Linked DNA regions of Homo sapiens: region 1 is linked to region 2. A link is a contact called in ENCODE Hi-C or POLR2A ChIA-PET data. All regions are on one chromosome and are shown on one strand. Each heading gives the region's core, a stretch centred on a gene start or an enhancer-like site at or near the end of the contact. The rest is flanking DNA. Distances are from core to core; before and after follow the strand shown.

The links. A loop is a pair of places that touch in the nucleus more often than their neighbours do. ChIA-PET counts read pairs that join two places held with the same protein, here RNA polymerase II (POLR2A). Pooled maps may share reads with other maps.
Region 1: a loop to region 2 is called in a map of naive thymus-derived CD4-positive, alpha-beta T cell, with 5 times the contacts of the local background. The contact joins two enhancer-like sites. A Hi-C loop is called at or near these places in 1 of 168 maps with a recorded cell type or tissue (naive thymus-derived CD4-positive, alpha-beta T cell), 1 of 37 single-sample maps with no recorded cell type and 9 of 50 pooled maps. POLR2A ChIA-PET finds 5 or more read pairs at or near these places in 1 of 52 experiments (T-cell).

What each region holds. Positions count from the first base shown.
Region 1 is chr3:5,053,418-5,057,318 of GRCh38, forward strand. No RefSeq gene overlaps it. Among named protein-coding and RNA genes, the nearest start is that of ARL8B, 67 kb to the right of the region's middle. RefSeq lists an enhancer at 1,970-2,029. Within about 2 kb of position 2,059, at least 6 of the 41 ENCODE cell types and tissues checked have a DNase peak (open chromatin) inside an H3K27ac peak, as active enhancers do.
Region 2 is chr3:4,517,719-4,521,754 of GRCh38, forward strand. ITPR1 (inositol 1,4,5-trisphosphate receptor type 1) reads left to right here. Exons shown (of 62, transcript NM_001378452.1): 4 at 3,306-3,376. Among named protein-coding and RNA genes, the nearest start is that of ITPR1, 26 kb to the left of the region's middle. Within about 2 kb of position 1,418, at least 7 of the 41 ENCODE cell types and tissues checked have a DNase peak (open chromatin) inside an H3K27ac peak, as active enhancers do.

The DNA of each region.
Region 1 (3,901 bases), core at 809-3,308, 540 kb after region 2:
TTTGACATAGTGCCTGCCCTCAAGAATGTACAGACTAGGGGAAGAGATGGACACTGAACAAATTATTACCCCAACAACCACAGTGAGAGATGCCAAGAAGGAGGCACCTCCAACAGAGCAGTATAAGAGTGAGTGAAGGCCACCCCGCCTAGTCTGGGGGTTCATGGACAACTTCTCCGAGGAAATGATATTTGAGCCAAGACCTGAAGGGTGAGCAGAAATTAGCCAGGCAAAGAATGTGTGGTGGGGACGTGGGTGGGGAAGCTTAGCATTTTTGAGAAATAAGGAAATGGCCAGTGTGGCTGAAGCTCTGAACGCAAAGGGGAGAGTGATGTGGTGTGGGGCTGCAGAGGTGGCCAGGAGCCAAGGCTGGCCTAATTTCCTCTCACTTTGTGTGTCTCCTCTTTAATTCTTTTTTTTTTTTTTTTTTGAGACAGAGTCTCACTCTATTGCCCAGCTGGAGTGCAGTGGCTCAATCTCAGCTCACTGCAACCTCCTCCTTGGTTCAAGCAACTCTGCCCGTGTAGCTGGAATTACAGGCGTGTGCCACGACGCCCAGCTGATTTTTGTATTTTTAGTAGAGACGGGGTTTCATCAAGTTGGTCAGGCTGGTCTCGAACTCCTGACCTCAAGTAATCCACCCACCTCAGCCTCCCAAAGTGCTGGGATTACAGGTGTGAGCCATGGCACCCATCCTGCTTCTCTTTAATTCTTATTTGTCCAATTCTTAGAGGGGAGGAAGCAGGCCTGCCCTACCTGTCATGGGGCCGCAGGTTTTCATGTCAATGGAGTGCTCCCATGGGAGTGCTCCTGAGCCCTCCTCCCAGGGATTTCTGGTGCCCGGGAGCACTCTGTCTCCTTTGGTCTCTTCTAACCATTGCTGGGGCTGCGTGGCTTTCTCCCAGGGGCTCAGCTGCACTCCCACGTGCTGATCCCAGTGCTTCCTTGCTCAGAGATTTCAGAAGCCTTGGTTCAGTTACTCTGGTGATCTGACTTCCTCTTCTTGCAACTAGCACTGCCTGTGATCTTGTGTCCCAGTAAAAAAACCAAGTCCCCTCTTCCTACCTCAGCTCCAGTAACAGGCTCCCCCTCTTGTTTTCGTTCATAGTAGTGAGAACGGCTACTTGCCATAGGTCCCTTCTTCATCAGTTCATTCAACTAAAGTTGATTGTGTGACTTGGTGTCAAGTACTTACGGGTACAAAGGTGAGCAAAGCTGGAGAGGACCCTGCCCCTGAGCGGCTTACAGGTCACCCATGCTAAGCACTTTCCCTGTGATCTCACTAAAATTTCGCAACAACTGTACTCAATATGGGCTGTTATTTGTGCCCATTTTATAGATGAGGAAGCTGAGTCAAAGAGAGGTTAAACAACGGGCCTGGCTGGGCACAGTGGCTTATGCCCATAATCCCAGCACTTTGGAAGGCCAAGGTGGGCAGATCACTTGAGGTCAGGAGTTTGAGACCAGCCTGGCCAACATGGTGAAACCCTGTCTCTACTAAAAATAGAAAAAAAAATTAGTCAGGCGTGGTGGTGGGCGCCTATAATCCCAGCTACTCAGGAGGCTGAGGCAGGAGAATCTAGTGAACCTGGAAGGTGGAGGCTACAGTGAGCTGAGATTGCACCACTGCAATCCAGCCTGGGTGACAGAGAAAGACTTTGCCTCAAAAAAAGTACAATGGGCCCAACCAAGGTCACACTTCTCGTCAGTGGTGGAGCTAGAATTTGAACCTCTCTGATCCCATCTGATCCCATAGCCCAAGTTCTTTATAAAATTTTAAAATATGTTTTATTTTATTTTTTATAGAGACAGGGTCTTGCCATGTTGCTCAGGCTAGTCTCAAACTCCTGGGCTCAAGCAATCCTCCCACCTTGGCCTTTCAAAGTGCTGGAACTATAGGGCATGAGCCACCATGCCTTGTCCCAAAACTTAAGTTCTTAACGAGTGCTCACTGTCTCCTCCACCCATCTCTTTGTCTGTGAATTTCTGGAAGTATCCTGAGACTGTGATTCTTCTATAACTGGGGCCTTGTCTTGGGAGTGGAACCCTGCTCTATACCCCTTCCTCTTCTGTGGCTACAGCTCACCTTCCTGTTCTTACATACCCTGTTGTGTCCTGCAGGGCCTCTCCGTCCCACTCATCTCTTTGCCTAGTTTCTTCCTTTTACAACCTATTTCCTTAGCACTGTGTGCTCTTTGGAGCTGGAGTTTCACCGGGTGCCTGAGGCTCAGCCTATAGCTCAAAGGGGCAGTTGTTTTTTTCTTTCCTGGAGGTATCTGCAAGTCTTCACAGTCCACTCCACTCGCCTGCTGCTAACCCTTTGATTCCAAGCTGAGTGATAGGGTATGTGGTAGGGATTGTGGTAACCCAAGGAACTATTGAAAGACCTGAAGTTCTCCTACAACTTATGACTTCAAGGAAGTGTTTCTCAAAGAGGGTGGTACCATCCTTAGGGGATGTTTACTTGTGAGGGTACTTTTGGTTGTCACAGGATTGTAGGGGTGTGGCGGTGGAGATGGGGAAGTCTGATGTCCTATTTGCTTTGAGGGCCAGTGAGAAACTGGCTTATGGGGCAAAAACGGACTTGTATCCCCCAAGATTTGTAATGTCCTACCAGACATTGTGCAAGTAAAAAACATTTTTCATTCTCTGAACCTAGATCCTAACTCTTTTTTTTTTCATATAAACACAAACACCAAACTTCCCAGGAATGCTGCTACTGTGGAAATAGAAGGAAGGCCCTCGGACTTCACCATGACTTGTTTGCCATTTTGGAAAATGATGTCATTGACAGCAGCACCACCCTTGGAATCTGAGCCGATAGTGCCATGCAATTGTACCAGTCGTCACTTACAGCTATTTCATTCATGGAGACTTTAGGTATGCCTAACTGACCATTATTTTGAAATAGCAGATTTAAAGTAAAAGGGTCAGCAGTATTTTTTGAATATTGTCTCACTACTCTGAAATTCAGATGCACTTATTTAAAGTAGATGGCAAACATCTGACTACTTCACCATCTTCCTGTACGGTCAGAGTCATGCTTGAAGATTTTCATACTGAAATACATGTTGTTGTACTATAAGTTATTTTCATTTATTTCTCCTTCATATGACAGCCAGGACTTTATATTTATTTTTAGATATTATGTGTATCAGTAGATTTTACTATCTATCAGGTTCAATTCAGGGTAGCAAAGGCAATGCTACAAAAACATTTCTCTTAAGAAATTGGCTGGGTGCAGTGGCTCATGCCTATAATGCCAACAGTTTGGGAGGCAGAGACGGGTGGATCACTGAAGGTCAGGAGTTCGAGACCAGCCTAGCCAACATGGTGAAACTCCGTCTCTACTAAAAATATAAAAATTAGCTGGGCGTGGTGGCGCATGCCTATATTCCCAGCTGAGGCAGGAGAATTGCTTGAACCCAGGAGGCAGAGGTTGCAGTGAGCTGAGATCGCACCACTGCTCTCCAGCCTGGGCAACAGAGTGAGACTCTGTCTCAAAAAAAAAAAAAAAAAAAAAAAAAAAAGAAAGAAAAAAAAAGAAATAGGGACTGTGGCCAGACTAAAAACCAGAGTTTTAAGGAAATGAAATTACTCTTTTTTGCAGACATTTGTGCAGGTAAAAAACTTATTTTTTGAACCTAGATCCTAACTCTTTTTTCAATATAAACACAAACATCAAGCACTACTGTCGCCACTGCACTCCAGCCTGGGCGACAGAGCGAGACTTTGTCTAAAAAACAAACAAACAAACAAAAAAAGAACTTGAAGCCATATTTTTTTTGGTGCTGGAATTTATACACGAAAATACAGGACGATCCCATCAAAGCTTGCTTGGCAATCCATGTGGAAGCATGGAGACCAAATCAGAGGCATTGCCAGTGTCCAGGCAGGAGAG
Region 2 (4,036 bases), core at 168-2,667:
CTTAACAATTTATCTTCTGTGGCTTTTGGCAAAGAGGCCTCCTTCTGCCCTGCCTCTGACTCTCCCTCCTTTCTTCATGGTTGGCTCCTTCCTGTTTTCATCGTCTATGGTTGACTCTTTTACCCTCTTCTTCTTTTCAGTAATGACAGCAACAGTAATAAATGAAAAGCACTAAATGAGCCCAGTGGGTATTTGCTGTGTGCTAGGCACTATGCTAAATACTGTGCCTACATCTTCCTTAATCCTCACACAACTGTCTATGGTGAACATTGTCATCATTGCTGTTTGTGGAGGCAAAACTTTTGAGCTTCAGAGAGGCAAAGTCACTTGCCCAAGATTTCACAGCTCAGAAAATTCCAGACTCCAAGGCTAGGGCTGCCAGCAGTTGCTCTCTGCAGGCCAGCTTCTCTCTTTCCAGCTTCCTTGTCTGCCCGCAGCTCTCCCTCCTCCTTGACTGTGCACAGCCCCTATCTGGATGCCTGGTTAAACCTCAACCCACTCTATTCCCATGTTTCCCCTGGGGGTCTTGATTTCCCAGTCACCCAGGTGCCTCCTGAGCCCCCGGGATCTTAGTACCTTCTTTCTCTTCCAGGGCATCTCTTCTTTAAAATCATATGAAGTGCTTTTTAAGTGTTTTCCTCAAACATTGTAAACAAATTAATGATGAGTCCCTCCTGCCCTTTTAAAGTGAGGAGGGCTTCTTTTTGAACTTTGGGTTGCTAATACTTTCTTGAGATGAATACTTTATTTTCTCAGTTGCTTGCACATATTTGAGGATAGCAGTGTAAAAATGGGGTTGGAAAGAAAGTTTGACAACCCTTCCTGTTTTTAATATTTATGGGGGACCTGTTGTGGACTACGGTGAGTGAGTGCCAGTCGTTATGGGACTCACTGTGTAGCACTCCAGCCCCATCCCATTTATATAGATGGTGGTTACCTCCAAATGGCTTCATCTACTGGTTGAACTTGAGAACTCCAATAGGATCTTGGAGGGCAAGTGTGTGTGTGTGCACACTACTCAGTGGCATGCTTCTGAATTGCCTTTTTAGCTTGTTAAAAATAAAGGTTCAGCTTGGTGCGGTAGCTAACGCCTGTAATCCCAGCTACTTGGGAGGCTGAGATGGGAGGATCCTTTGAGACCAGGAGCTCAAGACCAGCTTTTAAGACCAGCCTGGGCAATATAGCAAGAACCCTGTCTCTTTATAAAAACAAGACGGGCAGGATTCTTGGGCCTCATCCTACAGCACAGCTTTAGTAAGCTGGGTTGACAGAGTCCTGGCGTCAGTATATTTGGAAACAATAAGTCTGATGAACATCCCCCTCGTTAAGAATCCCTGAGACCAACTTTCATTTTACAGATGAAAAAACTGAGACCGGTAGGGGTAAAATGCCACAGTCATGATCATGCCGCTAGTAGGTGGCAGAGTGCCATCTACAATTCATTTGTCATCTGAGCTTGACTGGGGCTCCTCTTACCACTTCCTCCCCATTTGAGAACTTGATGATTTATTTATTTTTTTTTTTCTTGAGATGGAGTCTCACTCTGTCGCCAGGCTGGAGTGCAGTGGCACGATCTTGGCTCACTGCACCCTCCACCTCCTGGGTTCAAGCAATTCATCTGCCTCAGCCTCCCATGTAGCTGGGACTACAGGCGCCTGCCACCACGCCCAGCTAATTTTTGAATTTCTAGTAGTGACAGGATTTTGCCATGTTGGCCAGAATGGTCTCAATCTCTTGACCTCGTGATCCGCCTGTCTCGGCCTCCCAAAGTGCTGGGATTACAGGTGTGAGCCACCATGCCTGGCCATGGCTTGATGATTTATTAACCTAGCCCTACCTTGGATTCTGAGCCCACCCTGTCAAGCATTATGTTAGCTCTGGGGGCATTACTATACTTACAGGAGCTTAAGGTGGTGGTTTTATATATGTATATTCTGCTCTTGATTTTTACATGAGAACTCAGGCCATTGGCTACACTGTTCTTCTTGTTTATACAGTGAAGTCTTGTGTCATGAAGCTGAAGGAGGCAAACTGCTGGTGGGGTACCATGGACACTTTGATTTACCCACCAAATAGATACTGAGCTGCCAGCCTTGGGCATCTTCTGGCCTTCATGGAGCTGGTAGCCTGGTGCCCCTTTGGAGTCTCAGTCAGTGAGGTTGGGAGGACAGAGAAGGAGAGGCAGAGAGTGTCTGGCGCAGGAGAAGCTTGGTCGGGGGGGCTTTGTGGAGAAGGTGGGGCTCTTACCCTGAGTCCTGAAAGACAGGCAGGACTTGAGGAGGCAAAAGGGAATCTTGGAGAATAGAACAGTAAGGGTCAAGGCTGAATATTTAATGGTACCTTGCATTTGGGATGAGAGGAGGCAGCACAGATGAATGGAGGAACCCTGGAAAACCATGGTGTGTTAGCTGGGAACAACTGCAAGTTCTGTGGTCACTTGGAAGATTAGCCAGTTCTATCAGTACCAGTTTTAGGAGCTTGGACAAGTTGTGTAACTTCTCAGAGTCTCAGTTCCCTCATCTGTTCAAAAATATATTTTTAAGTGGTTCTTCTAAAAGAATTGTGCAAGTTAGACTTAGCAGTCAGGACTTTAAATACTGAGTCTTTATGTAATGTGAGCTTATTTATTTGTAATTTTTTGTACTTTCCCCACTAGTTGCTTTTGATGCTCCACAGTCCTTTCATATCTTCATGAGTTTGTGCTCATGGTTCTTTCCACCTGGAAACGCTCCCCTCTAGCCTCCAACATCTATTTCGAATCTTCCAGTAGTTCCATTAGAACTTCCTCTGTCTGCAGCTTCTCAGATGACCTCAGGCACAGTTCGCTTCTGGCTGTATTTTTTTTTCTTCCTTCTCTTACAGCCCTTAGATTATATTCTCCTTATCAGTTTGTTCTTAAGGCTCCTGCACTAGCCTTGAGCTCCCAAAGAGCAAGGGCCTGGCTCATATTCACCTGGCACAAAGTCAGCTCCTCAGCTACCCTTAGTTGAATGCAACAGCCCCTTGCTGTGTCTCGCGACTTCAGCCACCTTGCATGCTATACTCAGATCTACCATGGACATGGTTATGGGAAAGGAGCCACAGAAAACAGTAGCCTTAATGTGTCCTTCACAGAACAGAACCCTGGGCTTTTGGATTAGGTTTAGATCCATGCATAGGAAGCCTCTAGTGTAAAGAGTTCCTGGCAGGAGAATATGGCAATCTAAATGTTGCGCAGGAAAAGCCCTGGGATATCTGATTTTTGCATAGTGCTAAGAGTTTCATTTTCATACACTTGACAGAGCATTTATCTGTCTTCTTTACAGCCTGGTTGATGATCGTTGTGTTGTACAGCCAGAAACCGGGGACCTTAACAATCCACCTAAGAAATTCAGAGGTAAGGTGGTGGCTTTCCTGGAGTAGTCACCTTGACTCACTTGAAAATTCTTGAAGTGTGTTGTTGGTGTGTGTGTGTGTTTATAAGCAAAATAGGCTTATTTATTATGTATTTTTTTCAGAGTATGATTTGAGTTCTAAGCTTTACAACTTGAAAAATGCATACATAAATTTAGTATCAAGATTGGGTTGGCTTTTACTGGGTCCTTAATTTGTCTATTGAATATGTGTTGACAAGTGCTAATTCGGTTTAAAGTCTTACATTTGTACAGGTATTTCTTCAAACAAATAGTATTTATGGATCCAGTCACAGGGAACATTCATTATTTCAGCAGATCTCACTGTCCGTTTGGGGATGCTGATATTCTTAGATACCTTCTTTAAGAGGTATCTAATGATACCTCACTGAATGTCTCACTGGAATGAAACGTTCTTAATTATTGCACTTGTTTTTTGAGTTAAAAGACATAGGCAGGCTGGGCACAGTGGCGCATGCTTGTAATCTCAGCACTTTGGGAGGCCAGGGTGTGGAGATTGCTAGAGCCTGGGAATTCTAGACGAGTCTGGGAATTCTAGACCAGCCTGGGCAACATGGTGAAACACTGTCTCTACTGAAAATACAGAAATTAGCTGGGTGTGGTAGCATGCACCTGTAGTCCCA